Linked DNA regions of Homo sapiens: all the other regions are linked to region 1. The links are chromatin loops, found by intact Hi-C in ENCODE. Cell type or tissue: heart left ventricle. All regions are shown on one strand. Each heading gives the region's core, and the rest is flanking DNA. Links, peaks and the distances in the headings are about the cores only. Region 1 overlaps LINC-PINT (long intergenic non-protein coding RNA, p53 induced transcript). Region 2 overlaps MKLN1 (muskelin 1). Region 3 overlaps MKLN1-AS (MKLN1 antisense RNA).

Region 1 (10,398 bases), core at 1,885-6,884:
AAGCTGCTCAAGAAAATGACAGTCTTTTTTTTCTTTTTCTTTTTCTTTTGGGGGGAACTTTCACTGGTATAGAACTAACTGGGCACATAATGGGTAAGGACAAACACTGAAACTTTTTTTTTTTAAGTTAAAAAATTCCAGCTGGGCATGGGGTGGCTCATGCCTGTAATCCCAGCACTTTGGGAGGCTGAGGTGGGTGGATCACCTGAGGCCAGGGGTTCAACACCGGCTTGGCCAACATGGCAAAACCCCATCTCTACTAAAAATACAGAAATTAGCCAGGCGTGGTGGTGGGCACCTGTAATCCCAGCTACTTGGGAGGCTGAGGCAGGAGAATTGTTTGAACCCGGGAGGTGGAGGTTGTAGTGAGCTGAGATCATGCCACTGCACTCCAGCCTGGGCGCCAGAGCGAGACTCTGTCTCCAGAAAAAAAAAAAAAAAAAGTTAAAAATTCCATGTTCAGAAAGCAAGAGACACGGTGTTATTTTCTCCAATTCTGAAAGCTCCCAGTGGTGACAGCATCGTTAGCCATGTGTAACATGTGCATCCAGGCAACTGACTGTCACCAGACTTCTCCATGGCCTTACTCAAACTGAGTAAGCTGGTAGTATTTCCTAAGAGTTGTCACTCAGTTGTGAAAACAGAGAGCTTTTTGTTTTTTGGAAAATCCTGATCAGCCGAAATGACTGGGTGGTCAGCCTTGCCCATCTTTTGGCTACTTAGATAAAGGCTTCTTTTCCCAGGCAAGGAGAGAGATGATGGTTAACTTGCTTTTTAGACTGAGGTCATTGCTATTCGCTGGTGTAATGAATAAGCTAGACGTTTAAAAACAAAACAAAACAAAACAAAAAACCTCCTTTCAAAAGCAACCACATTTTTCTCTTCTCTGGAAATGAACAGAACGCGTCATGAACAGAACACGTCATAATTTTTTAAACATCCATCAGTGCCCATGAAAAAAATTTTTAAAAATAATCTGAATCTCACTTGTTTATTGCCTACAATATCAATCAATGGCTTAGGTATCTCTCCGTGTTCTATTACTTCTCACCGCTCTTAATTCATGAGGTCAAACAGAATCTTAAAACATCATTAAAAAATTTCCTCCCTTTCCATGTCTCAAGGTATCTGTAAATGGACAATTTGGGTGTGCTGAAATCAAATGACTGACCAAGGCCCATAACTGTGATCACAGGTAAAATGTTTTTCTGCTTTGCCAAAAATCCGAGTTTCCTTTGCTCTCTCTGTCAAGCTGAAAGAGCCCTCCCAGACCGAGGGGCCAGGTGGAGAGGCCACTCACACCCGCCCTGTGCCGGTCTACCTTGGATGGCCTCACCAGGGCACGGTTCCCGGGGTGGTGACTCAGCTCTGGAGGACCACCTGCTGCGTGGGGGTTGCTGCCTAGCAGGTCACTGCCAGTCACGAGGGCAGAGAGACCCAAAGGATCAGAGAACAGCTCTGAGCAGGTCAAGGGCAGTGCCAGAAGGAAAGCCTTTGTTTACAGAGGGAAAGATCCTGCACCTTGAAGTGAGGCATTAAAGAGTAGAGGGGCTTTGCACCTGCATCCTAAGCCTCTTGGTTCACCACTAAGCCGCAAAGCCACAGGGAGGAAACCACTGGGAATACCATCACAGAAAATGAAGGTAGGGCCACAGGGCACCTCCCACTCTCAAAGGGAAAAGACGGCCCTGGATCATCTTTCTAAAACACCACTTTGATGAAGTCGCCATGGTTTTCTAAAGTAATAAATGGCAGCCACTACCTGCAAGATAACAGAGTGCATTTGAAACCTTTCCACCACCTAAGTCCAACCCACCTTCAGGGCATTCGCTCTACTTCCTTAGATAAAGCCTCTGCTGGGGTTAAGATGTTCTGTCTCCGCTGCCCCCACTCTGCAGGCTTTCTCCTCCCGCTGGCTGGTGCAGAGAATGGGGGAGCCATTAGGAGCCACAGACACTGAGCTATTCTACATGGAATTCTTTTTATTGTTTGATCTATTTCACATGTACAAAGCTTTGACCTTCCAGTTCTAAGAATTCCTACTTAGAACTGGTAGGTTCTAAGAACTCCTACTTAGAACTGGTAGGTTCTAAGAACCTCCCTGGACCGATTCTGGCACATGTCTCTTCTGAACTCACAGAGCTTGTGCCTTAACAATTTAGAGTCAACTGACTTTGCTGTCCTCTCTAATGTGTTAAGTTTCAGTCCGTGACAAACATTGACAAGACGTGTACCTCATCAAGCACTGTAAAGGGAAAGGACATGACCCCTGCGGCAGAGGTCCACAGTCACACAGATGACAGAAATGTGCCCGATGCCTTCCAATGTATGTCACAAACGCGTATTTGACAAGGGAGAGCAGAGACTCTGCAGGTGGTGAGTTTTGCCTGCAGCGCCACAGAAGTCTTCATTGGGGAGCTCCAGGCTGGATTTTAAAGGAAAAGCCGAATTTTAAAGGAAGAACAGGTTAAACACCGAAGGAAAATGGGGAGGAGTGAATGTTTCAAGGAACACGTATACCAAACAACAGAGTGCATTCTCTCCAGCTCTGCAGCTCGGGGTTCCAGGGTCGGGGGTCCCACAAGGTGGGAAGGAGAAGCAGGCCTTATCACGAAGGGCTTTGTAGGACAGGCCGAGTGTGTACGACGTTTGAGGTGGAATGACAGGGCTACGCCCTGTGGAAGGGGCCGACTGTAGGACTGCTCGGAATTGGGAGTTTGACAGGAGAGAGGCACTTTCACAGACATTATCTGGTTTGATCACCACCCCTTCTTGAGCCATATATTTGGCGATTAATTGTGCACTTGTGACATGTTCCTTTCTGCTGTCTGTTCCTTAATGCCCCCTGCTTTTTTGTCTTGTCCCCAGCTGGGCTATCTGTTCCTGGCGGCCACAGAACAATACCTTCTTTAATGGCTCCCACAGTGACCAGCACGTGCCTTAAACTCAGAGCAGGTCAATCAATCAAACTCCTTTTAACTGAAAGTTTAGGATGTGCTTTTGCCACACTCTCAAGTAAGTAAGTAAATTCATCAGCAAATACCAAGTCCTAAAATAATGAATGGTACTTAGGAAACACATAAAGAGTGGTAGAAAACTAGATGGGCTGGGGTCATCCTGTGGAGGCCCTGGACGGCCCGGCTAAAGCATTTGGAACTCCTCTGTAGAAGTGTTTTGATAAAGAAATGATGTGATTGAAGCTATGCTTAATAGAAGATGAATTTGGCAGTAGGATGGGCTGGAGGGAGACAGTCGCTGTGGTGGTAGAAAGAAGAGGTGAAGAAGTGTTGCCAAGCCAGGTGAGAGCGTTTGCTACCATCTGCACTAGCACGCAGCGCCGTTCCTCTAGGGCCCCTGGAGCTTAAGGTAGTTCTTTTCTCACATCTGTCGCACTTAGGAAGATCACATGGTGATGCTGGCTTTTATTCTCCCTCCCTTTCTTCCTTCTAATAATTAGCAAGCAACAGTTATCTGCCAGACACTGTGCTATTACACAAGGGGGAGAGAGATGAAAGGCAGTCTCTACTCTGATGCCTTGTGGGAGAGGAAGAAAAGTATCTGGTTAAAACGCAGCATATTGAATTCTCTGATATGCCCTCCCTCCCTCTCTCTCCCCCTGCTGGCCAGTCTGTCTTCCATTTCTTTCTTTTTCTTCCAAAAAAAGGATCTGAGGCATAATGAAGGAAGTCAGCTAGGAATGGGGAAGAAGGAAGCTAATCTAATGCGAGGAATCCCTGGAGGAGGTGGCACCTGAGATGACTTTCAGGTGAGCAGGTATCAGCCAGAGGAAACCAGGAGGAAGGGAGAAGAGACGTGCGCAGACACAGGCTGGGGCAGAGGAGTGGGCTTAGCGGCCTCCTGAGACATGAGCTGGAACCTGGAAAATGAGGAGCCATGAAAGAGCTTTAATGAGAGAAAGACAATGACATCTACGCTTTAGAAGGATCGGTCTGGAGACAGCAGAAGGGCTTATCGGAAGGTAGTGACTCTGTAGTCAAAGAGATAGCAAAGTACAGATTTGAGAGATGCCACAACAGACGCATTAAGCCCTGGAGCTGGAATGATATGCACACTGAGAGAGTGAGGGAGTGAGGTCCTTGCTGAAGACCTTTAAAATGAGTTTATTTCACCCAGAAGCTCCAGCAAGGGACACACTCACTGCCTTGTGCTGGCCACGAGGTGGCAGCCTCGCACAGCCATTTTAGCAGAAAATGCGTCCCATCCTCACCGGCGCTCACCACCACGTGGGCAGAGCCACTAAAAAAATTCCACCACGGGGACAGGAGCTCTCTGAGCTTGCCCCATAAACACGCTTTTCTCCCACAGAAAGCCTCCACAGAAGCAATGAAAAAGTCAGTTGATTTGGGGAGAGAAGCGTAAAAGCTCGTGCTCTTCAGAGAGCTCTGGGCTGTTTCAGGGTGGCGGCCGAGCCCTCTGACAACTGCGAAGAGACGGAGACAATACAGGCTGGGGATGAAGCGGTTCGATGAAGGGCATTACCCCCAACGAGAACCAACTGGAGAACCAACTCGTGGAGAGCTCGGGCCCCATGACTCAGTCTGACCCGACGCTGGCGAATGCTGCTGAGGACCCTGAAAACCTGCAGGGACCCTGTCCCAGGCCAGCGACAGCCACCCCTCAGGGCCCCTGGTCTCTGTCAGGCAATGCGGGTCATCTGAGGGAGGCTGGGCCACAGATTCCACGTGTAGCTGGGAGGGGTTGCTGCGTCTGGCGAGGCAAGGGCTGCTGTCTAAACTTCCAAGGGAATGGTGTGGGCACCCCAGGAGGAAGGGATGCCCTGACCCCGCTGCATAGTCGAGGGCATGGAGAACCCATCCGACTGTGGCCTTGTGGCCCATCCCCATTCTCTGACGGGCTCATTGTGATTTTCAGCCACTTGCTATTTGCCACTCAGAGGCAAAGCGGCTGCAAGAGGTAGGAGAAAGCAAGAGACTCCCTCACCTGGAATAGAGCATCCACCGCGATCCCAGAAAAGACAAATCCCGTTGCAGGCACTTCAATCCACACAGCAGTCCTGGGATGAGGGTCCTGTTACCATCCCCATTTCACAGATGAGGAAACTGAGGCACAAAGCATGAAGTAACTTGAACGTGCCCAGAGTCACACTGCTAGCAAGGAGCAGAGCTGGAGTTTAGGCCCAGGTGGCCTGACCTCAGAGCTTGTGCACTACCCGCTGCCTGGTACAGTCCACAGAGAGGGGGCCAGTGCCCGGCCCAGAACCACATGCCCTGGGGCTGGAGACAGGTCAGGGCAGCCGAAAGGTGGAGCGCCCTCTCCAGCACTTCTTCCTCACCCCCTGCGGCTTTCTCCTGTGCTCCGACTGCCACCACTTGCTTGGGCAGCCAAGCATGACAAACTGGCCAGCCACCAAGCAGGACTTTTCAGAGGAGGAGTAAAAACCCTTGTATGAACGTACACTCTTCTTGTCACACACAAACGCCCTTCCTTCCACCTTCAAAGGTGATTCTGAGACTGCCCGTTTTTATCTTTGCTTCAGTTGTGCTTGATTTACAGCCTCCTGAGGTGTTTTGTTTTGTTTTGTGTTTTGTCTCTGTCACCCAGGCTAGACTGCAGTGGCGCGATCTCAGCTCACTGCAACCTCTGCCTCCCGGGTTCAAGTGATTCTCCTGCCTCAGCCTCAGCCTCCCAAGTAGCTGGGATTACAGGCACCCGCCACCACACCTGGCTAACTTTTTTTGTATTTTCAGTAGAGACAGAGTTTCACCATGTTGGCCAGGCTGGTCTCGAACTCTTGACCTCAAGTGATCTGCCCGCCTAGGCCTCCCAAAGTGCTGGGACTACAGGCATGAGCCACGCGCCCGGCCTCCCTGATGTTTTTAACTAACATTGCTAGTGGTTTAAGTTGGGCACCGACAAGTATTAGAACGTAATTGCAGAGGTCACGTTGTTTGAACACCGGAACTTCAAGGCGTGCTTGAACCACCTGATCAAAGGAGAAGGGACTGAGGACCAACAGGAGTGGGGCTAAAGGCATCCTTCTGCTCCAGTTTCCTGTGAACCCGCTCCTCTGAGGAAAGGAGTAGTCCCCACGGAAGACACAGGATCCTTCTGGGGGTCCTCCTTGGCCACGTCACACTTCCAGACTGTGTGGCGGGACACTGACCATCAAGCCGACAGACGTGGGTTTTAAAGCTACGCCTTAAAATCAGCAACTCCCTTTCCTCATGAATATTTTAGTGTGTAATATAGAAGATGTTTTTACACTGAATTAAAGTGCCTGCCACTGAATCTTCCTGCTGGAATTATGGGGGGTGGGAGGAGATGGAAAAAAAATCAATGTTTCAAAGCAGTCCTGATGTGCTAAAAATATCTCTCACTTCTCCTTTCATCTGTCTGGTCATTGTCCCAGACGCAAGCTCAGCACAGCCTCGCCCATACAACATGTCGAATCGCTGTCTACCTCCACTTCTTAATCGGACAAAGAGAGAATATTCTTTTTTTTTTTTTCCTTCCTCAGACATTAGTCCAAGATTACAGACTAGGATATAGCAACCTATTATTCAAGAACAGCTTTTAAAGGTAGCTGCTTCAGACTGGCACTTCGGGAAAACTTTGAAAGTAGACTCCTTTTTTTTTTTAATGCTTATTTTAACTATAGATTGGTGATAACGATTCAACCCCAGAGATCCAGCTAACTGTTGGCACAGAAATCCTTAACGCTACTCTCAAGCAAATAAGATCTTGTAAGGGGAAACTCCTGCAAAATATACCTTGTGAACAAGCTGCTCGCACCTCCTCTTGCAGCTGCAAAGATATTCTACTCTATTGCTTAACTCGTGACCTTGAAAAAACTCCACCTTTCCTGCCAGCAGCTCCACTGCATCCACCTGTCCCTACAGGTAGTAAAAGATTAGACAAAACAGAACCACGTTTACACAACACACTTCCGAGCCTCTCTTCCTTCTAGCCCCTGTCCCACCCCCACTCCAAGGTCGAAGTTCATTTCTTGCAGGCTTCACTTTTCAGGATTAACCAACACTGTGCTTTTTCATTCTGCTCAACACCAGTCCTTTGGCCTCACAGTGCTCGCCTGTGTGGAACACGCTGCAGCCACCAGGTCATCTGCTTTAGACCCAGCTCCATGTCAAGTCCTGTTACGGTCCCTCGGGCATATTGTCATGCTCCTGGGCACCTGAAAACTGACAACTGGTTTCAAATTTCTTACAATTTGCTTTTCTGGTCTATCCTTATTTATTCCCCTCACAGTGACATTCATAGGAAGAGGAAGTAGCAGGCAGTCTCTTGGGGACGGGTCTCTCCTGAATACCTGGGGGGATGCCCTGGGCTGGGGAACCTCACAGGGGCTCATCAAGAGGTTCCAGGAGACAGAGTTCGAGACCAGCCTGGCCAACATGGTAAAACCCCGTCTCTACTAAAAATGTAATAATCAGCGAGGCGTGGTGGCTTGCACCTATAATCTCAGCTACTTGGGAAACTGTGGCAGGAGAATTGCTTGAACCCGGGAGGCAGAGGTTGCAGTGAGTCGAGATCATGCTACTGCACTCCAGAAGTGGAAGTAGCCACCACACAGCTGCACCTGCCACCTCCTTCCCCACTCCAGGGCCTTTGAAATGTGCTGCTCTCTCTATGCCGAGAGCTCTCACCCCTACCCCCTGCACCCACACATTCCTGCTCATCCCTTAGCTGAGACCTTGGAAATCACCTCCTCAGGGGACCACTGGGAAGAAGGTCCTTTTCATCTGAGTGCCTTCCCCTCAGGGCATGATTTTTCTTGGGCCATTTTTTTTGGTATGTGTTTACTTAGGTTCCATGATGACAGAGACCATGCCTTTGTTTTCATCACTATCGTCTTCACCTCACTGCCAACCAGTGCCTGGCACACAGTAGGTGTTCAAGAAAGTTTTGCTGAATAAATGGATGAACAATGACATCAGCCTACTTTGACCTCTTGAGTTCCTCTGATCTCTGAATGTTCTGGAGCAAGGACCTTTAACAGCATCTCCATCTCTTCCTGGCCTTGCCGCCCCACCCAGTAAAACCATAATACTTGCTGGTATAGCCTCTTCCTGCAAATAAAAGTATACAAGGAGTTCAGAACGGACACTCCAAACAAAGGGATTTATGACCTTGGTCTCATGTTCTCTTGTGGTGGTAAAATTCACTTTTCTATGAAATTAAAAATTCCTCCCTTGAACAACATTGCCAGAGGTCCCCAGAACAAGGCAAAACTGGGTATTCAAAACTTTTTAAGTTTAGGAAACGCTGCCTGGAATCTCTATTTCTCCCTCCTCTGGTTGCATTCTATTCCTCAGGTTATGTGCTTCTGAAATTCGTATCTAGCTCTGTGCCCGAAGATGCTTCCAGCTCGCTTGCTTCCCCTGCTCCCTGCTCCCCGCAGGCCTGCGGAGAGCACCGCCCCAGTCTGCTATTAAGATCTGCTCAACTGTTTAATTGCACAGCCCGTCCCAGCAGCAACCTCTCCACAGCCTCTCACTTGCCAACCAACTGGCCGCCCACTCACATTCTCTTGCCGGCTTGCTCACTGCCCAAACACACACCCCTCCCCCCAGTTCATCTCTTACCCACTCACACAACGAAGATCCGACTTATCCAATTTGCTGACGTACTTTACCTGAAGCCCCACCCACCCCCCTCCACTTTTCCAGAGTTCTACCCACAAGAAAAGGAAAGCAGCCGGCCCGGTCTAAATACAAAAGATTTACTGTCAACACCTTGAAACTTGGAAAGGGTCCATTACATGCCAGCATCAGACTTTTGGTGGAGAAGCGCGGTGGTGGGGAGGGTAGGAAGATGCTGAGAAGAAAAGACGAAGGGGAAGAGGGAGATGAAAATCCATCAGTCCTCCCTCTGAGTCTAGTTGGCCAGGACAAGGACGACACAGGACTTTTGTGAAAGATTCTGGAAATATTTCAGAGAGTTGCCTTGAGAATATCCACATGGCGGTACATAGGGCATAAAATCTGGGTTCGAAGACCTGAGCCTGAGTCCTGGCTTTCCACCTGCTAACCACATCCCTGCCATCAGGGCAGGCTGATGTTTCCTGGTCAGTACAACAGGGCTGCAGAAATCTATTTTGCAGAGTTGCCGGGAGGATCAAATGAAGTTATGTGTGTGAAAGCATCTTGTAAACTGTAAACACTAGACATGGTATACATTAGTTTTTGGTGTTACCCAGTAGGTCATTTCTCTCTCTCAAACATTTATTCTCTATCATGTGTCCGGGTGTTTATCCAAAAGTAAACACTGATCATGGCATCATGATTTTGTTTTGTTTTATTTTGAGACGGAGTCTCGCTCTGTTGCCCAGGTTGGAGTGCAGTGGCGCAATCTCTGCTCACTGCAACCTCCGCCTCCCGGGTTCAAGCAATTCTCCTGCCCCAGCCTCCCGAGGAGCTGGGACTACAGGCGTGTGCCACCACACCCAGCTAATTTTAGTATTTTTAGTAGATGGGGTTTCACCACGTTAGCCAGGATGGTCTCGATCTGACCTTGTGATCCACTTGCCTCGGCCTCCCAAAGTGCTGAGATTACAGGCGTGAGCCACGGCGCCCGGCCCTAATCATGGCTTTTAAGGGGTCAATGCAAGCCAGGGAAGATGGACAAAAAGAGGAATTACAGAACACAGTATGACACATGTACAACTGGGTAAGCAGAAAGGGCTGTGGAAGCACCCAAGGGGCACCTAGCCCAGCCCTTAGGAGTCAGCAGAGGCTGCCTGGTGGAGGTTTCATCTGAACAGGTGCTCTGAAGGGACAGTAGCCATTGGCCAGGAAGAGGGAAGGAAGAGCTTCCAGGCAGAGGACAAGCATGATGGGCTTCATTTGGCTGCACCAGAGATCAACAAACAATGGTAAGGATGGGGGGAGTCCTGAGAGGTAAGACCAGATCATGAAGGGTGTCTTGAGCCCTGTCAAGACATGATGAGGTCAACCAAGCAACAATAACATCACAAGACAACAGGTTTCTTTCTGGGTCCTGACAGTGTATGTAAGTTATGCGGCTTGAACTTACTGGACGGCATTAATGAGCTTCTATTCATGTCTAATAAGGAAAAAAGAGGGTTCTATCATGGGTTATGCCACATTTGTTTTTCTTGGTAGTTGGGACAGTTGCTTTGTTAATTGCCTTTTTTGAACATACTCTCCTATACCCACAGCACATTTGCTGGAGTCATGGGGGTGGGGTGTGATAATCTGCACTATTCATGAGCTGTGGCCAGGTGATCCAGCACAAAGATGCCCAGCTGTGGGGAATACATTCATTCTTCCCTAACACATTAAAACCACAACCAAGGAAAGCTGGCTGAATAAAACTGAGTGGCCCCAAGGATACAAACACCTCCAACACGAGTCATTTATTTATGAAAAGTGAATA
Region 2 (10,398 bases), core at 3,476-8,475, 530 kb after region 1:
GCATGGTGGCAGGTGCCTGTAATCCCAGCTACTCGGGGGGCCGAGGCAGGAGAATCACTTGAACCTGGGAGGCGGAGGTTGCAGTGAGGCGAGATTGCGCCATCGCACTCCAGCCTGGGAGACAAGAGCAAGACTTCGTCTCAAAAAAAAAAAAAAAAAAAAAAAGAGAGATAAATCAGGGGTGTTCAATCTTTTGGCTTCCCTGGGCCACATTGGAAGAAGAATTGTCTTGGACCACACATAAAATACACTAACAATAGCTTATGAGCTTACAAAAAAAATCACAAAAAAAGTCTCTTAATGTTTTAAGTAAGTTTACAAATTTGTCTTGGGCCACATTGAAAGCCATCCTGGGCCTCATGCAGCCCATGGGCCACAGGTTGGACAAGCTTGAGATAAGTGGTAGTAGAGCCAGCAGGATGGCAGAATGCCACATTTCATGACATGACTCTGTCTTTACTCACCAAATTCTTAGAAGTTTTCTCTAGTAAAATTGATTTGGGAGTTGATTTTTATTTACTTATTTTTTGGTAGATACTGGTGAGACAATTAGGTTTGGGGTTCAAACTGAGGTAGGACAGTAGTGAGGCAACTTCTGTGGATTCCAATGTCTGGAAGCAGAAATATGAGGAAACATGCCCTGGAACTCAATAGGAAAAGCTCTGAACTTTCACAAGACTGAAATTATGGTTCAGGTTAAATTAAACAGGTCTCTAGTTGTGACTGGGTAATCCAGGACTCTGATCAAGAGAAAACAAAAGAAATCAGAAAATACTATTCAGAAGTCTAACAACTTTCATGCCTTGGCATTCCCAATCTTTTATTTCAGCTAGCTATTGCTGTCGATTTTTTGTTCTGTTCTCAGTCCTTTGGCTATTTCATGTTTGTTTACATGAAGCTTCATGAATAGATTTTAAGGGAGCCCATGATAGTCTTTAAACGGTGTGCAAAATTTTTGTTTTTGTGTAGTTTTCTGGGAAGATTCATTACATATATATATGTATATATATATATATATATTTTTGTTTTTTTTTTTTTTTTGAGACAGAGTCTCGCTCTGTTGCCCAGGCTGGAGTGCAGTGGCATGATCTCGGCTCACTGCAACCTCTGCCTCCGGGGTTCAAGTGACTCTCCTGCCTCAGCCTCCCGAGTAGCTGGGATTACAGGCGCCCGCCCAGCTAATTTTTGTATTTTTAGTAGGACATTGTTGTGCCATGTTGGCCAGGCTGGTCTTGAACTTCTGACCTCAGGTGATCATCCTGCCTTGGCCTCCCAAAGTGCCAGGATTACATACATGAGCCATCGTGCCTGGCCTCATTACAGATATTCTTAAAGGACTTAATCCCTATCTTAATTGACATTTTATGGTAAGTACTGCTGAACCAGGTATTCAAATAAAGTGTCTTCATACAGGTGATATTCATTATTGAACTGATATTATTACAAAGTAAAACATTGCCACCTTTCTACTACTCTTGGTTTTTTTTCCAGAATTTTTGTTGCTAGATCAGAGGTATGTGAGAAAGAGAGTGGGAAGAGGTGAAGTCAGAGAAAGAGAGTGGGAAGAGGTGAAATCAGAGAAATAGCTGGGGGCACAAACTGTGTTGAGTTTTTTAGGACTTTGTTTAGGACTTTAACCTACATGCAGAGTGAAGTGGGAAGCCATTGTTGGGTTTAAGAAATGCTATGAACTGACCTTGCATTTTAACAAAACAAATTGAGTGAAGGGCAGCGAGTCCTTTAAGGATCCTATTGCTCACCTGAGAAGTGATTATAGCATTGGCTTATACTAGAATGGTAGTAGTAATGTTGAAAATTGGTCACATTTTGGATGTATTTTAAAAGGTATCATATAAATGCTAAATGACGAGTTGATGGGTGCAGTACACCAACATGGCAAATGTATACATGTGTAACAAACCTGCGTGTTGTGCACATGTACCCTAAAACTTAAAGTATAATTAAAAAAAAAAAAGATAGTATGTGGAATGAGCCCATCAGCTGGCTGCTTATGAAAGAGTAGCTATTAGTGAGTATGAGAAGGTGAAAGAGAAAAAGAGAGAGGGGGAGCACATGGTGGCAGGGAGAGAGAGAGAAACTAGAAAAAAAAAGGTATCATATAGAGCTGACAGGATTTTTTGATGAACTGGATGAGAAGTGTGAGAAAAAGAAGCTAAGGATGACTTAAAGTTTTGACCTGAGCAATTAGAAAAATGGTGTAACCATTCTCTAAGATGGGTACAACAAGAGGATCCAATATGGTAATATGGTGGGTTGTTCAGCAACTTGATTTTAGACAAGTTAAGTCTGAGATGCCAATTAGACATCTACATAGGTATGTCAAGTAAGCAGTTGGATATATTAGTTTGAGGTTCAGGAGATAGATCTAACCAAAGTAATAATTCCCTCTACATTTATGTAACACTGTTCAAACCATTATTACTACAATAATTTCCACATTGTTTTAGAGTTGTTCACACAAGTATTGTATATACCATTGCTGTCTCTCCAGCTTCCCAGCCCCCATGGACAAGGGGGGAAGGACAGGGATCTTGCCTTATTTATTTTTATGACTATAGAGGCTAGAATGGAGTAGATGTGCACTAAATATTTGTTGGATTGGATCAAAGTTTTAAAATTCATTTTCCTTTGAGTAGAAAGAAAAATATTTACCTGGAAACTGTATTCAGATACTGCTGTAAACCTTGATAAGTAGATCAGGTTATTATGTCATTTATTATACTAATATTTTCTGTGGTGGATCTGTTTTATTGGTTATATTCGAACATATTTAAATTTTCAGATTCTACTTGTTATGCCATTTAGACTATGCTTCCCAAAGCTGTAATTATCATTACTTCGGGATCTAGGTAGAAAAACTAAATATAGAGCTTTGCATTTGTTAAAGTAAAATTTGTTGCTTTCTGAACTTGGTTTGGGCTCAAGTGCACAATCTGGTGTATCCTTGGGTTTTTCTCTCCAAAATTTCTTCTGTGTTTCTATTATGACTATTAGTAGCATAATTTACTGAGGGCTTTCATATACTCTAAGTATCTATTTAATCATTTAGGTACCATAGCCCTGTTATTGATCAGCAGTTACCTTAATTATCAGGTTGATCTTAATCACTTTCAAAGAGATTGTATTTATCATCAATCTTTGAAAGAACCTTTCTAGTCAGATCTTAATGATATGGCAGCCACATATAATAGGTAGGTGTTAAGTTTGTGGGAAGGAGAGTTGGGTGTCTGACATCCCTGGGATTGAATCCTGGCTCTACCCCTGACTTCTTATTCGATCTTGAATGAATTGTATTGATTAAAATGGTGATAATAAACTAAGTAATTGTGAGAGTTAAATGAAATAATGTATTTTGTATGTGCATATATTATTTATATAACATGCATTTGATATGCCATATATTAATATGCAGCAGTGATTAATTATGCTGAGAGAATTTTATATGACTCAAAGGAATTTTCTTTTGTGTGTTTTTTGCATAATTTGACAAAATTTCACTATGGAAATGTTTTAAAGTAATTAAAAAGTTTGTGAAAAAGTTTAAAACAACTTGAAAAGCAGTGTTGAGGGGAAAAAGTAACTCACTCATAATTCCACATTCTAAAAAACCAATGTTATTTTGGTATATTTGTTTAATCTTTTATATAATTGGTGCCTTAGGAAGGGACACCATAAATATATTTATAATATTTTTGAGACAAAATACTAAAGTGCATATAAGAATTTTCTTGATGAAGATCAGGTAGGTTTAGTAGTGAAGAATAACTTTCTCTAAGTAGAGTTTGAACAACCAGGAAATTCCATGTTAACAAAACTGGTGCATAAGTAGTAAAATATAGTTTAAAGAAGCCCAGTTATTACTTTAAGTATGCATTTTAAAGTTTTCTAGCACAAGGATTCTTTATCTGTTGAAGTTAGGTGCAACATGTTGTCTGTTTGCAAATTTTTTCTAGGAAGAAAATCTGTGGCTTCAGATAATCAAAGAGACTCTTACTAACTCACAAAATTAAGAACACTGGCCAGACATGGTAGCTCATACCTATAATCCCAGAGTTTTGGGATGCTGAGGTGGAAGGATCACTTGAGGCTGGGAGTTCGAGATCAGCCTGGGCAACACAGCAAGACCTCTGTCTCTGCAAAATATTTTTTTTAGTTAGCCAGGCATGGTGACATGTGCCTGTAGTCCCAGCTCTGTGGGAGGCTGAGGCTTGAGGAGGATGGCTTGAGCCCAGAAGTTCGAGGCTGCAGTGAGCTATGATTGTGCCACTGCACTCCAGTCCAGTCGACAGAGCAAGATTCTGTCTCCGGAAATTGTTTTAAAAAAAGAACACCTTCACTAGAGTAAAACTTCATAAAGTTAATTTCAGCTTATTTAACATGGCTTATATTTTAAAGCAATTGTTGCTTCCCGGTGTCTCATATACCTTGTTTTCTTAGATATTAGAAACTTAATAGTACCTAGCTTTTGTTTTCTTTTTTTAGTCTGTAGGGTTTTTTTTTTCCCATATTGCTGTCTTCTCTAAGGATACAGTGACCATTTTAAAAGGTGTATGATGGCACAAATTTTATTATTTAATTTTCAAAGCTTTCTTCCCTCCTAAGGGAATCCTATCATTCATGCCATGGTAGAGAAGGAATGTTGTATTCTGTCCTACTGAATTTGTCCTACTGGATCAGTTTTATTAATTGTAATCCCTATACCTGGCACCTCTCCACTTAAGATTCTTCAACTGTGACTTGGGTTTCGACTGGGAAAAGAACAGTGAATAGAAAGAGAAAAGCCACGTCTATTTTGTTTCAGTGTGGAAGTCTGTTGAGTTAGAAATATATTAATAAATTTCCATTGTGTTAGGCTGTTCCTTGTTGTGTAACTCTCATTACGTTCTGAGAACCTACGATTTAAGCCTTTTTCTTCTTTCTCAATCAGAATAGGTATGAAGACTTAGGCAAAGCTCTAATATTTGGTATCTACAAAAGAAGTTGATGGAGAGTTGCTTGTCACTTGGAAGAGCCTTTCTGTAGAAATTTGAACCTTTAACTGTTCTGTAGCTATTATATGAAAGTGCTTTTATTATTATTTTTATTTATTTATTTATTTTTTGAGATGGAGTTTCACTCTTGTTGTCCAGGCTGGAGTGCAATGGCACAGTCTCAGCTCACTGCAACCTCCACGTCCTGGGTTCAAGTGATTCTCCTGCCTCAGCCTCCTGAGTAGCTGGGATTACAGGCATGTGCCACCACGCCTGGCTAATTTTGTATTTTCAGTAGAGCCAGGCTTTCTCCATGTTGGTCATGCTGGTCTCGAACTCCCGACCTCAGGTGATCCGCCTGCCTCGGCCTCCCAAAGTGCTGGGATTACTGGAGTGAGCCACCACATCCGGCCTGAAAGTGCTTTTATTTTTTTACATGTGGTACCACATAGTTTTTCTTGATGTTCCTTAAAGAAACTTTTGAAGAGAGTGCCTAAACATGGGTTTTGGTTGCTATTACAAATTTATTCATATGGCTGTACTTCTGAAAGTAATGTGCATCTTTCTTTTACACTGTTAACAGAAAGAATTCTGAAATGCAGACTTCATTAGGAATACAAAGTATATTGTCATAGGCATAACAATTCAGCCTTTTAGTAAGGAAAGTAACTGTATGTTGAATTCACCCAAAAGATTTAGATAGTGTTGTAATCATAGCTTTATGTAAGAATACAGTTCTATTTAAAAAGGGAGGCAGTGAATTCAGTTGATGATCTGCTGGGTCATGATACTTCAAGGGGATGGCTTAAGAAGGGAAAGGTAAAGAGCATATAAAATATTTTTCCCCTCTTCAAAAAATTCAAAAATATTTCTGTCTTCAAAAATTGTCATGTTAATTTAAGTCTTACTGAACTTCACTTTTAGAAGCATTCAGACTCTATCTAAATATTATAGAGTTTTATTTCTATCTTAAAGATAAATTTGTTTCTTAAAACCTTTTTTTAAAAAATTTTTTTCTCTCGGTGTCTTAACTAAGAATTAAGGTAACTTCTTTCACCAGCCTGTTAACCCTTCCCCTGCCTCTTCTTTTTGATACATGAATTTTGTCTAAGTTTTGGGCCCAGGCTATGTCAATGCGTAGTATACACATCCTATACAGTGTCAGAGTGGAAAAACTGATTTAATTACAAAAGTAGTGTGCCATCTTGTGGAGGATTATGCAATCAGCACAGTCTGATTTATCCTAAAAATCAAAGTAGAAGACAGATATTGCACTTGGGCACTAAAAATAAAAAGCCTATTCCATTGTGCAAAAAGACACTGAGATGTCTTTATATACCTTACATTTCTACATTATTTTTAGTGCATATAAGATGTGTAGATTGGTACTACTGGTAGTCGGTAGCTCCAGGGTTTGTTTTATACTGGTACCAAATTGGTACATGTACTATACCAAAGAATGTGGTTGAATTTTAGTTTTTGTGGCCTAAGTAATGAAAAATAGATTGATTGGTGATTGACTCAGTGTTTTAGAATGAAATTTGTTTGCCGTTTCGAACATAGGCCACTTTACCTCCAATCCCTGTCATTCTCAACTCCTTCAGTCAGTCCTGTATGCTGCAAGTTCAGATGTTACCTTGCTACCCCTCTGCCTAAGATCTTCTGTGGCTTCTCCACTGTCTGTGTGGAGTCAAGTTCAAAGTCTTTATCCTGTTATTTAATCCCTTCCATGATCTGGACACACCTGTCTTTTAACCTCCTCTCCACCTCCTACCTATGTGTTCTTTTAAATCAAACAGTGTATTTATTCATCACACAGTTTAACCATTTAACATGCATTATTTAATTTAATTTAATTCTCACAGCAGCTTTATGGGATAGATACTGTATCACATCTTAGAGATTAAGAAACCAATAGTTAAGGAACTGTGTGGTGGTCACATAGCTGTGGTGATAGAGCCAGGATTGTAGCCAAGATCTGCCTGACTAGAGTACATGTTCATTAAAACACTTTTGACGTGTTTTTCTGTCTCTATACTTTTGCTATTCTTTTTACTCTGTTTGAAAAGCCCTCTTTTTTTTTTGTTCTGTATCCTGCCTTCCTGCTGGTGCATAGGTCAAATACCACTGTTACCATGAAATCTCTTCTGAGTCCCCTCAGCCAGATATACTGTCTTCCCTCTTTTGAACCCTCATGGTGCTTTTTACCTTGTTTATCTTTCTTATGACATTTAGTCTGCCCTGCGTTATGTTGCTCTATTTGCCTTTTGATATTCTTGGCTAGATTGTAAGTTCCTTGAGGATAGGGACTGGGGACTATGTCTTCTTTCTTTTGAATTCTCTAAAGTGCTTTGCGAATTCTCAGTACTCAAAAAGTGTTGAATAAACATTCCTCAAAGTGCTGGGAGAAATGGATAGACACTATAGCCTATATCCCATTCAGAAAAAATATAGAGAAGGGGTGAAGGGGTTGCTCCTTGAAGAGGATCGTACTACCCCAGATGTACATGAATTATTATAGAACCTATAAGCATGAGAATGGGCTTCCATAAACCAATCTACTACCCTACTGCAAATATTAATGCTTTCTTTTTTCTTTCTACTTCCTTCTCTCTACAGTTCTCTCCAATTATATCCATAATTTTTAAAGGTCTTTGATATCCTTTGTGCATTAAATAATACCTTTTCTGGTGTCTGTTTCTGGATAATAGTTCTTCTTTGCATGACTTAAATAATTAGATGAATTAATTAAAATTTTTGTTACGCATTTTCATTCAGGTATGTCAGAAGGCTCAGTTTCCATCCGATTCATTTAATTTTACTATTAAACTTCAGCTGGGACCACAAAGCTTTCATGGATAGGAATGACATCTTGGCTTAATTCCATTAGGATGCTTACTGCGTGCCAGATTTTATTTTGCTCAGCTATCAATGAGGCTGTTGTGGAAATGTGGGTTTTCTTTGCTGTGAGAATTTATGCGTACAAAGAGACCTGCTTTTCAGAAAGAACATTGAGAACCCAGAGCCCAAGAGGAAGGGTTATTAAAGTTAATGAACCAGGGTAACCTTATCCAGAGGGTGCCCAGAAACACTATAAAACAAAAGGTCAATTGCTATTGCTATTTTAGTTATATACCCCCTCTCCAGGCTTCAGAATTTAACAGGGTTAATTTCCTTTATAGTGAGGACTTGGCAAATAATTTTTAAGCCAGATGAAAATTCTTTAATTTTTTTTTTCTGTAAAATTATGTGTCTGAGTATTACTGTGTGCCATTTTGGAAACAGAATGTTACTTAACGATGATAATGGATTGTTTTATAGTTCCAAGATAGGACAGTGTTTTTTTTGTAGTTTAAAATAATTGGCATTATTTCACACTTATACAGTGCCAAAAGTGTTTTATGTACTGAATTAGACATGTAGTCAGTTATAATATCATTTTTATTGTACTTAGTAACTACAGAGTGTTTTTCATTTTTATGTATATTTTAAAGGTGGAAATGATGTTCATACTTGACAGCCTTCAGAATGTTTTCATGTAACTTTTTTTTTTTTAGATGGAGTCTCGCTGTGTTGCCCAGGCTGGAGTGCAGTGGTGCGATCTCAGCTCACTGCAGCCTCCACCTCCTGAGTTCAAGTGATTCTCCTGCCTCAGCCTCTTGAGTAGCTGGGATTACAGATGTGTGCCACCATGCCAGGCTAATTTTTGTATTTTTGGTAGAGACGGGATTTCACCATGTTGACCAGGCTGGTCTCAAACTCCCAATCTCAGATGAGCCACCATGCCTGGCCTCATATAACTTATATCTGAAGGACTTGACAACACTGAGAGTTTTGCAGATGAAAAAAACTAAAACCTAGGGAGCTTAAATGACCTGTACTGATCACCCAGTTAGTACTAGAACTCAGTCCTGCTCCAGTGGCCTGTTCTTATCCAGAAAGCAGTGAAGCATTTTTTTATTTCCCGTGGTATTTGGGGGATAGAAGAGACAAATCACTTGAAAAATTTACTTAGAGTTTGAAATTATATGCAGATATGACAGAAATCTTGTAGAAGATAGCCTAACTCTGTGAATGGCAAAAGGTTTTCTTAAATAGTCTTCTAGCATTTCCAAGTACACTTTGAATTGTAACCCTGCATGGTGGGATGTAACTTAGATGACAGCTTCCATATGTACAGGCCTAAAGCGTGTTAGTTAGAGAGTACATGACTTTACAGTTTTCGTATAGTGTTTTATTTAACATTAAAAGATAATAATTGGTGGGCTTATACAACTGGTAGACTTAAAACAGTTACAAAGGGGGAAATATTTGAAGAAAGGAAACAACTTTTTTTTTATTTTTCATTTTTTGAGACAGAGTCTCACACTGTCACCCCAGGCTGGAGTGCAGTGATGTGATCTCAGCTCCCTGCAACCTCTGCCTCCCAGGTTCAAGTGATTCTCCTGCCTCAGCCTCCCGAATAGTTGGGATTACAGGTGCCCGTCACCACACCTGCCTAATTTTTTTGTATTTTTAGTAGAGACGGAGTTTCACTATGTTGGCCAGGCTGGTCTCAAACACCTGACCTTGTGATCCACCTGCCTCAGCCCCTCAAAGTGCTGGGATTACAGGCATGAGCCACTGTGCCAAATTGGAAACGCCTATTATTGCATGAAGAAGGGGCTGAATGGGGTGGCTCATGCCTATAATCCTGGTACTTTGGGAGGCTGAGGTGGGAGGATTGCTTGAGGCCAGGAGTTCAATACCATCCTGGACAACATAGTGAGCCCCTGTCTGTAACCCCCACCCCCCCAAAAAAAGTTAGCTGGGCATGGTGGCACATTATTGTAGTCCCAGCTACTCGAGAGGCTGGGGTGGAGGGATTGCTTGAACCCAGGAGGCTGCAGTGAGCCATGATTGCACCACTGCACTCCAGCATGGGCAACAGAGAGAGACCGTGTCTCAAAATAAATAAATAAATAAATAATAAAAATAAAGAAGGATCTATGATACACAATGTTATATGTAAAGATTCATTATTCACTGAAGAAGAAAATCAGTTTTGTCAGCGGTAAAGTCTGTGAATATAATAGACATTTCAGAGTCAGAAGAAACCAAATTCTCAAGATACTTAGAATGACTTAAAGGATAATTTCTGATGAGTTAAATGTACCACAATATATCTGGAAAAATTTCTCCCAGTTTTTATAGGAATATCAAAGCTGTGGATCACTTTTTCTTAAGATATCTAATTTTAACTTAAAGCTAGTTTTAACCATTGTTTTTGATATAGCAATAGAGAGAAATTGCCTTTAATATGACTTTTTTCAAAAACAGCTAAATGTTCTTATGCTGTACTTTTACACTATATATTCCTCTGGGGGTTTTATTTTTTAGAATCTGAATTAAAAAATTCCATAGTGGA
Region 3 (10,398 bases), core at 2,592-7,591, 410 kb after region 1:
TGCGCTGGGGTCTCTAGATTTATGCTTGTGTGGATGTGTTTCAGCTACTGTTTCTTTCTGAAGCTCTTTTTCCCTGGCCAGAGACTTCCTGAACCTCCTTCATACATGTTTCAAGGTCACAGCCCAGACCAAAGTGTTTACAAAAAAAACTAAGCACTTATAAAGAGGAATTATTGCCAGCTCCTGAACTCCCAATGCCCCAGCTCCAACTAAGCTCTGCAAACCAAGGAAGGGATGAAGTGGTCTTTGGAACCAGGAGTTTCTTGGTTTGGATGCCAATAGGAAAACGGATGAATTCTGTCTGATTTCTGCAGCAGGCGGAGGCTGCAGCTGCTGTTGCTGCCACCTCCTGGGAGAAGACAGACCTTAGCTTCATACCTGAAGCCAGCCTCAGTGTTCACCTGTGTCTTGGGCAAAGGGCCCATTGGGGCAGGACTGAAATTACTTTCTCCTGGAAAATAAAAGGGATATCCCCTTACTCAACAAACAGAACCCTGGTATTCTTTGCTTTTTGTTTGTTCGTTTTGGCAAGGTTATGCTTGAAGAAATAATCTCAAACAATGACAAAGTTGTAATGAGTTAATACCGGAACCATGAGAGAGCAGAAATAAGATTGAGGCAGAACCATTTGTTTTAGGAAAGTATCAGAGATTCCATCTCTTGGACTTCTGAATCCTGGGGTGATGTTAGGAATGCACGCACTTGAGAATTGTATGATATAAAGGATGCATGAATTTGGTGAGTCTCAACCTCTAAGAGTCTCAGTTTACTTGTGGGGCTGTTATGAAAATTAATTGAGATAATGCATGTAACTTCCTCATATGAGAAGTGTTCAATGTGAATTATTTTGAGGCAAGTTCACTCTTATATCCCCATTGTGATTTTCTATATTTACGGACCAAAAAAACTGGCCAACAGCCCCATGCCTTTAATTCTTTCTAGTCTTCTGATTTATAGATGATCCCTAAGCAAACTCCTTTTATTTATTTAAACATAATAATACACTAGTGAGAAGAAATTCAGGAGGAACTAGGAGATTCAATTTAAAAAATATTTCTTGAGTGCCTACTATGTGCTGTATGTGTACAATATAGGTATAGGCCTCAAAAATGTCCCCTGAAGTACATTAGGAAGACCAGGCACAGTGACTCATGCCAGTAATCCTAGCACTTTGGAAGGCTGAGGCGGGAGGATCTCTTGAGGCCAGGAGTTTGAGACCAGCCTGGGCAACATAGGAAGACCCTGACTCTACAAAAAAATAAATTAGCTGGAGGAAGTGGCCCATGCCTGTAGTCCTAGCTACTCAGGAGGCTGAAGAGATAGGATCACCTGAGCCTAGGAATTCAAGGTTGCAGTGAGTTATGATCATGCCACTGCTGTACTCCAGTCTTGGCAACAGAGTGAGACTCTGTCTCTAAAAACAAAATAAAACAAAAAATTACATTTGGAAAGTGGTTGAGAATTGGGGACTTGGGTTCTAGATTGAGATGTGTAAACAGCCTGGTTGTATAAATGACCTTAGGCATGGCAGCTAACATATTTGGATATTAGTTTCTTCATCTGTTGCATAATAATATCATAAAAGGAAATGCTTTTATTTACAGCAGAGCTTGCCTATGGGATAGCGCATTGAATTCTGTGTTGTGCTTCAACTGCCCTTTAACAGTTAGCACTGTTAAAGAAAACATGAATTTTGAGTGATCCTGGTAAGCTGAAGGAAAACCCTTATAGGACCTATCTGAAGAATTTTTTCCCATGAAATATAGGTCTTGTTTTAACCAATCACATAGAGAGCTATGGATTTACTCTGGCCTATTTGGAGTGTTTGTTTTTCATCCTTTGCTGTGGTTTGAATGTTTGTGTCCCCTCCAAAATTGATCTTGAAAAATTCCCAATGCAACAGCGTTAGGAGTTGAGGCCTTTAGGAGGTGGTTAGGGAATGATGCTCTGTCCTCATGAATGGGATTAGTAACCTTATAAAAGGGCTGGAAGGAGCTAGGCAGGCCCCCTTTTTGCCCTTCCATCCTTTCCACCATATGAGGACACAGCCATCCGTCCCCTCTGGAGGATGCAGCAACAAGGCGTCATCTTGGAAGCAGGGAGACTGGGCCCTCACCAGACACTGAACCTGCGGGCGCCTTGATTGTGGACTTCCAACCACCAGAACTGTGAGAAATGAATCTCTATTCTTTATGTGTTACCCAGTCTCAGTTACTTTGTTATAGAAGCATGAACAGACTCAACCTTAAATAGCATAGCAACCATGAAACCCCTTCCTAACAATTAAAAACACATGCTTTTTGCCCTCAGCCAACTGGTGTGTTCCTTTGCCTGAAAAATAAACTCAGCTGTGTTTGTTTTGCTTTGTTAACTTTGGTGGCCTTTAGTAATATTATTATTTGACAATTTGAACAGTACTATAGAGTTTACTTAGTTCCCATATAGCAACTTATTTGGGAAGAAATGTGATGCAATCCAACAGGATGGGCTTTTGAACCAAAAATATTCTGGGTCTGTCACTGATTAGCTCTATTTCCTTGGATAAGTCATTGTATCAGTCAAGGTCCCAGTCTCTGCCTAGAATTCTTTCTGTTCAGGCTTTGTGGGGGTGACTCTTCATCACTGTACTAGTTTAAGTATTACCTTCTTAGAGAAGCTTTCTTTACCATCCAATCTAAAAATTACCCTGGTTTAGTCTCTACATAGCACAGACTAAAATTATCTGGTGGACTTATTTGTTATATTTTATTTTGCCCCACCAGAATATTAGCTGTATGAAGTAGGGCGCTTGTATGGCCTGTCTGCTTACCCCTGGCACATCACAGCCTTTCCATAAATATATGTTGCAAGGAAAAGAGAGTGGATAGCGACAAACCAAACACAATGAGTTATTCTCTCTCTCAGGGAAATATTTAATATGGAGACGCATACTGAAAGGCATTGGAGAGTGATATGGTTTGGCTCTGTGTCCCCACCCAGATCTCATCTCAAATTATAATCCCCACGTGTCAGGGAAAGGACCTGGTGGGAGGTAACTGGATCATGAGGGTGGATTTCCCCTATTCTGTTCACATGATAGTGAGTTCTCAGGAGAGCTGATGGTTTAAAAGTGTGGCACATCCCCCCTTGCTCTCTCCCTCCTGCCACCTTGTGAAGAAGGTGCTTGCTTCTCCTTCACCTTCCACCATGATTACGTTTCCTGAGGCCTCCCCAGCCATGTGAAACTGTGAGTCAATTAAACCTCCTTTCTTCATAAATTACTCAGTCTCAGGTAGTTCTTTATAGCAGTGTGAGAATGGAGTAATACAGATAATTGGTACCAGGAGTGGGGCACTGCTATAAAGATACCTAAAAATGTGGAAGTGACTTTGGAACTGGATTATGGGCAAAGGTTGGAACGGTTTGGACGGCTCAGAAGAATACAGGAAGATGTGGGAAAATTTGGAACTTCTGAGAGACTTGTTGAATGGTTTTGACCAAAATGCTGATAGTGATATGGACCATGAAGTCCAGGCTGAGGTGGTCTCAGATAGAGATAAGGAACTCACTGGGAACTGGAGCAAAAGTCACTCTTGCTATGCTTTAGCAAACAGACTGGTGGCATTTTGCCCCTGCCCTAGAGAGCTGTGAAGCTATAAACCTGAGAAAGATTATTTAAGGTATCTAGCAGAAGAAATTTCTAAGCAGCAAAGCACTGAAGATGTGATCTGACTGTTTATGAAAGTTTACAGTCATATGCATTCACAAAGAGATGATCTGAAATTGCAACTTATGTTTAAAAGGAAAGCAGAGCATAAAAGTTTGGAAAATTTGCAGCCTGACCATGTGGAAGAATAGAAAAACTCATCTCCTGGGGAGAAATTCAAGCTGCCAGCTGCAAAAATTGGGTAAGTAAAGAAGAACCAAATGTTAATTGCCAAGACAATGCAGAAAATGTCTCCAGGGCAATTCAGAGACCTTCATGGCAGCCCCTCCCATCACAGGCCCAGAGGCCTAGGAGGGAAAAATGGTTTCATGGGCTGGTACCAGGGCCCCACTACTCTGCAGGCTTGGGACATGGCACCCTGCATCCCAGCCACAGTTGGGGGATGCAGGATGCCATGCCCATTTTAGCCACAACTACAGCTCCAGTTGTGGCTAAAAGGGGCCAAGGTACAGCTTGGGCTGTTGCTCCAGAGTGTGCTGCCCCATATCTTGGTGGCTTCTATGTGGTATTGGGCCTGTAGGTGTGCAGAAGGCAACAGTTAAAGTTTGAGAATCCTCCGCCTAGATTTCAGAGGATGTGTGGAAACACCTGGATATCCAGGCAGAAGTCTGCTGCAGGGGTAGTGCCCTCATGGAAAACCTCTACTAGGGCAGTGCAGAGGGGAAATGTGGAATGCGAGCTCCCACATGGAGTCCCCACTGGGGCACTGCCTAGTGGACCTGTGAGAAGAGGACAACCATCCTCCAGGCCCCAGAATGGCAGATCCACCAAGAGGTTGTACTGTGCACCTGGAAAAGCTGCAGGAACTCAAGGGCAGCCCATGAAAGCAGCTGCAGGGGCTGTACCCCGCAGAGTCACAGGAGCGGAGTTACCTAAGGCCTTGGGAGCCTACCTCTTGCATCAGCATGCTCTGGATGTGAGACATGGAGTCAAAGGAGATTATTTTGGAGCTTGAAGATTTAATGACTGCCAAGTTTCAGACTGGCAGTGGGGCCTGTAACCCCTCTGTTTTGGCCAGTTTCTCCATTTGGAATGGAAGCATTTACCCAATACCTGAACCCCTATTGTATCTTGGAAGTAACTAACTTGTTTTTTTATTTTACAGGCTCCTAGGCAGAAGGGACTTACCTTGTCTCAGAAGAGACTTTGGACTGTGACCTTTTGAGTTAATGCTGGAATAGGACTTTCGGTGGCTGTTGAGGAGGAATAATTGTATTTTGCAATCTGAAAAGGACATGAAATTGGGGAGGGGCCAGGGGCAGAATGATATGGTTTGGCCCTGTGCCCCCACCCAAATCTTTTCTCAAGTTGTAATCCCCATGAGTCAAGGGAGGGACCTGCTGGGAGGTGAATGGATCATAGGGGCAGATTTCCCCCATGCTCTTCTCATGATGTGAGTGAATTCTCATGAGATCTGATGGTTTAAGTGTTTGAGACTTCCCTCACTGGATCTCTCTCTCCTCCTGCCTTGTGAAAAAGGTACTTGCTTCTCCTTTGCCTTCTATCATGATTGTAAGTTTTCTGAGGCCTCCCCAGCCATATGGAACTGTGAGTCAATTACACCTCTTTTCTTCTTAAATTACCCAGTCTCACGTAGTTTTTTTTTTTTTTTTTTGAGATGGTATCTTGCTCTGTCAGCCAGGCTGGAATGCAATGGCATGATTTTGGCTCACTGCAACCTCCACCTCCCAGGTTCAAGTGATTCTCCTCTCTCAGCCTCCCAAGTGGCTGGGATTACAGGCATGCATCACTACGCCCAGCTAATTTCTGTATTTTTGGTAGAGACAGGGTTTCACCATGTTGGTCAGGCTGGTCTTGAATCCTGACCTCAGGTGATCCACCTGCCTTGGCCTCCCAAAGTGCTGGGATTACAGGCATGGGCTACCGCGCCTGGCCTCAGGTAGGTTTTTTTTGTTTTGTTTTTTCTTTTTTTTTTTTGAGACAGAGTTTCACTCCTTTTGCCCAGGCTGTAGTGCAATGGCATGATCTCAGCTCACCGCAACGTCCATCTCCCAGGTTCAAGTGATTCTCCTGCCTCAGCCTCCTGAGTAGCTGGGATTATAGGCATGTGCCACCACGCCTGGCTAATTTTGTATTTTTAGTAGAGACAGGGTTTCTCCATGTTAGTCAAGCTGGCTGCCAACTCCCAACCTCAGGTGATCCACCCACCTTGGCCTCCCAAAGTGCTGGGATTACAGGCGTGAGCCACCATGCCCAACCTAGGTAGTTCCTTATAGCAATGTGAGAATGGACGAATACAGATTTTACTCTCTGTAAAGATGGTAGCTTGTGGGGGATGATAAGACAACTGGGTCACTAGAGCTGGTGTGTCACCATAGCTGCTGTTATGCCTAAAAAAATGATGATCCATTGTCCAGTTTTCTATAAGGTTCAATATGTCTCAATCTTCGAATTGCAAGGGAACTAGACAGATTATAATTTCCAGGCTTTCCCTGTGTATCTTACAATAAACCCCATCACTTAAAATCATGTCCTGTAGACAAAGGAGAGTTAAGATGTACCGAGGAGTTCTGAGGGTCTAACTACTAGGAGCCTCCTGCAGATTTTGAAATTTCTCTTGTCTTCTATTTTATCTTACCATTGTTGACCTAAAAGGAAGAAGCTGAGGCAAAATTAATATAAGTAGAGAGTTTATTTGGGACAAGCTTGAGGATTGCAACTTAGTAACATAGATTCTAGTTGCCGTGAATATACATTCTGAGTAGCAGCAGTTACAAGTGGATTTTTTTTTTTGGAGGCAGTTTCACTCTTGTCACCCATGCTGGAGTGCAATGGTGTGATCTTGGCTCACTGCAACCTCCGCCTCCTGGGTTCAAGACATTCTTGAAGTCTTGAGTCTGCCTCAGACTCCCAAGTAGCTGGGATTACAGGCACCCACCATCACAGCTGGCTAATTGTTGTATTTTTAGTAGAGACAGGGTTTCGCCACATTGGTTAAGCTGGTCTCGAACTCCTGACATCAGGTGATCCACCCACCTCAGCCTCCCAAAGTGCTGGGATTACAGGTGTGAACCACCACACTCAGCCACAAGTGGATTTTTTTTTTTTTTTTTTTTTTGAGACAGGGCCTCGCACTGTTGCCCGGGCTGGAGTGCAGTGGTGCCATGTCAGCTCACTGCAAGCTCTGCTTCCTGGGTTCACGCCTTTCTCCTGCCTCAGCCTCCCGAGTAGCTGGGACTACAGGTGCCCGCCACCACGCCCGGCTAATTTTTTGTATTTTTAGTAGAGACAGGGTTTCACTGTGTTATCCAGGATGGTCTTGATCTCCTCACCTTGTGATCCGCCCACCTTGGCCTCCCAAAATGCTGGGATTACAGGCGTGAGCCACCACGCCCGGCCCACAAGTGGGTTTTTAAAAGGAAAGAAGAGGCAGTTCCTGAGTTATTTACCAATAATTTACATTAACATAACATAAGCTGTTGATTGGCTATCCATTATTAAGCTATAGGATATGGGTTATAATGTCTGGTGCAGCACCAGTAGGCTAATTTTCAGCTACTTGTGGCAATAGTAAGCAGTATAAAAAGATGAGTACATGCCTCAAAAGGGGGTGTGTGTAGGACAGGATTGCCGTCTCATTTTAATACCTCTCTGGATCTGATAATTGGAAAGGACTTGCATTCTTCAGATAAAAGTTCTTTTTCTCATTTCTTCCTTTTGATCAAAAATCTTTCCTTTTGAAAGCACTGATGATCAAAATCTGAGTGTCAAGGTATCCCTCATTGCCAGAAAGGCTCATGCCCAGGTAGTCCTACCAGTCATTGATTTATAGCTGCCATCACTTGTGGAATCACCTCTTCAGTGTACCATGAATTTAGTTTTCTCAGAAGAAATAAAACAATGAGAGATACACAGCGGAAATATTTTGAGGTTCCCAGGCCTGTCAGAAAGTGACATTCTTTACTTAACACAGGACAGAAATCTTGAAAGGGAACTACGTAGACAAGGGACCAGGCCAGTCTTTCCAAGAGGCTTTCTAATTGCCTCTATAGAGTCAACCTCCATTCTTCAAAGCAGTCTGGTCATATCTGAAAATATGTCATTCCAGTCAAATCCTTAGTAAAATAACAAGTGTCTCCAATTATATCCTGTTACAGAAAAAAGATTCTTATTAAATGTATGCAAATAACTAGATTGCCATAAAATAAGAGTACTCATGAATAGTTTCCAAATTTTGGAGTAATCAGGTAGAGAGAAAGGCAGATGTTTCAATGTTGTTCACAAAGGTATTTTTACCCAATTGTTATAAAGTATAAATAAATAGCTCAAGGAAAAAAAGTTTTCTTGACTCTGGAAGACAAAATAAAAAAAAAAACCAGCAATGTTTTAAATAAAAAGTCAGCAAATCTTTTCAGTCTTCTGTCAGTTCAGTCACATGTAATTAATTCGTGTTCTGCTTGATGTTGAGTTAGCAATCTAAGGAACACATCAGTTTATTACATACCTGAAAGTTGTTACTTAGTCCAATGATATGATCTCCAAAGTTATCAGAAACCTGTATTCAAGAGTACTTGTCAGGGTCCTATTCTATGAATTTCCTTGAAGAAAAAGCAAATTTTGAATTATAGACAATTGTAACTGCTTTATGAGAAGAGAAATAAAACTAATTGTTTTAGATAGCAAAAGACTTAGAATAGCCATGGTTAAAGATGCAATTGACAAGGAAATTTGGTTATTCCTGTGGTTTACAACAGTTTAACATAATAATCATAATTATGACTGATAACATATACCAAGACACATTAAAATTTTAGGAATCTCATACAAAACACATTCATCCTAATATAACTCAAAGAAAGTTAAACACCATTATTTCTTTGACAATGCTTTCCATATGATTTTAACATGCTAAATATGCCTAATATTCCTCTCTTGGACTTCCAGAGGTTCCTTTTGGAAAATACTTAATTTTAGAATTTGAAATTTGATTTTAGGAAGTATGTCCAATTTAAAAGTTTAAAATATTTGACCAAATAGGATCATAAGTCACTGTAAAATAGTATTCATTCATTTAGCCAAAGTGATAATTCAAAGATTGCAAAAAGCAAAACCCTTTACTCTTTGATAGAGAGTAAACTCGGTTTTCCAAACAATCCAAAGACCTTATAAAGACGGCATGAGACCAACAGAATCTCTCTTTCCCATTTTTTTTTTTTACTTAAAAGGTGAACTTTTTTTTACTGTTTCTTAAAAATACTTAAAAATCTTATTCAAAAGAGAAAACCAAATTTTACTTTTGCATCAGTATATTATTAATCCTAAGGCTAATTTCATTAAATCCTTATAAACAAATCTATCAAATCTCAGGCAGGTATTTTTTTTTGTTTTTTGTTTGTTTGTTTGTTTGTTTGTTTTAGATGGAGTCTCACTCTTGTTACCCAGGCTGGAGTGCAATGACCTGATCTCAGCTCACTGCAACCTCTGCCTCCCGGGTTCAAGTGATTCTCCTGCCTCAGCCTCCCAAGTAGCTGGGATTACAGGCACCTATCACCATACCCAGCTAATTTTTGTATTTTTAGTAGAGATGGTGTTTCACCATGTTGGCCAGGCTGGTCTCAAACTCCTGACCTCAGGTGATCTGCCCACCTCACCCTTCCAAAGTGCTGGGATTACAGGTGTGAGCCACCGCATCTAGCCCTCAGTTTTAACTGCATAAAATTTCTATAACCTTTAAAAATTTTTCTATTAAAGAGCAGATTAATGCTCCAAGAAAGCCCTGTTATTCTGAAACAGGGGTCCCACATCAGTGTGCTTTAAATATCAATGCATAATTTTTAGAAAAGTTAATAATCTCCTTCTAATTTTAGCCAACTTTATCACATACAAAATTCTTTTCATGAGATTAATCTTATACAAACCTTTTACAACTTGCTTACACCTTCAGTTTTGTCCTATACTTCATTTTTCTTATATTGGTATTCTACTTAGGACAAAGATTTACTATCCCCCTTATCATTTTGACCAAAGTCCCCTCTTACGTAAAGGAAAAAAATTACCCTTTTCAACTTTCTTTACATCTTCTTTATATGCTCTCTATGTAAATTTCTGGCCTAGTAGTTTTAGTTACATATATTAACCACAATGTTAACTCTTAGTAACCCTAATTTTCAGTGAAAAACCTAAGAAGTAAGCAACTTTATGTACCGTATGCAGAGCTCAGGACAAATGACAGTGCTATGGAGACAATGCCTGGAGGATCCAACTCCTTGCAGTAAAGCCAAGAGGCACAGCTCAACTAGGGATGATGGGGCCCAGGCACTGTCCCCAGGGCCACTTGTCTAGTCCTCAGAATCTAAAGGCTCAAATCCAAAGACATAAGCTCATAGACAAATTAAGCAAATACCAAAAAATACCATAAAAGCAATGGCCTTATGACCTTAAGACATTTAGCAGAGACAGTATAAACCAGTCTAACCAATAGATCTAGGCAAACATGTCTAAATTAAAATTTGAAGACGTTTCTATTTTACTTTACCAATAATTTAAAAACTATCTTAATTTAAACCCAAGATTACTAAAGTCAAGTGACCATGGAAAGCATTTGGGTTGGTTATATTATTTATGAGCACGTTTTCTATAAGTCAGTGGTACCATGTAGACAATATATAAACAGACATGTATACATGGTACACATAAATCAGACAGACACAGATAATGACTTCATAGCTTTA

What was found. A loop is a pair of places that touch in the nucleus more often than their neighbours do. Peaks named below come from ENCODE experiments on the same cell type or tissue, not always from the same donor. Only the 100,000 strongest peaks of a DNase experiment are listed, where the experiment ranks them.
Region 2: a loop joins it to region 1, with 4 times the contacts of the local background. A loop is called at or near these places in 28 of 110 quality-filtered maps.
Region 3: a loop joins it to region 1, with 5 times the contacts of the local background. A loop is called at or near these places in 16 of 110 quality-filtered maps.

The regions. Positions count from the first base shown.
Region 1 is chr7:130,892,961-130,903,358 of GRCh38, forward strand. The region is part of intron 6 of LINC-PINT (long intergenic non-protein coding RNA, p53 induced transcript); the gene reads right to left. Among named protein-coding and RNA genes, the nearest start is that of LINC00513, 15 kb to the right of the region's middle. RefSeq lists an enhancer at 6,830-7,124 and a silencer at 7,070-7,273. In heart left ventricle, for the core only: a CTCF peak has its summit at 4,177 (motif pointing right); DNase peaks (open chromatin) are centred at 2,601, 4,211, 4,591 and 5,251; H3K27ac peaks cover 961 bases.
Region 2 is chr7:131,418,228-131,428,625 of GRCh38, forward strand. All of the region lies in intron 8 of MKLN1 (muskelin 1), which reads left to right. Among named protein-coding and RNA genes, the nearest start is that of MKLN1, 96 kb to the left of the region's middle. In heart left ventricle, for the core only: CTCF peaks have their summits at 6,209 (motif pointing left) and 6,410; no DNase peak of the experiment used is centred there; H3K27ac peaks cover 286 bases.
Region 3 is chr7:131,302,959-131,313,356 of GRCh38, forward strand. It overlaps MKLN1-AS (MKLN1 antisense RNA), which reads right to left. Exons shown (of 6, transcript NR_125364.1): 5 at 8,172-8,265; 6 at 6,786-7,815. It also overlaps a transcript of MKLN1 not described here. Among named protein-coding and RNA genes, the nearest start is that of MKLN1-AS, 20 kb to the right of the region's middle. In heart left ventricle, for the core only: no CTCF peak of the experiment used is centred there; no DNase peak of the experiment used is centred there.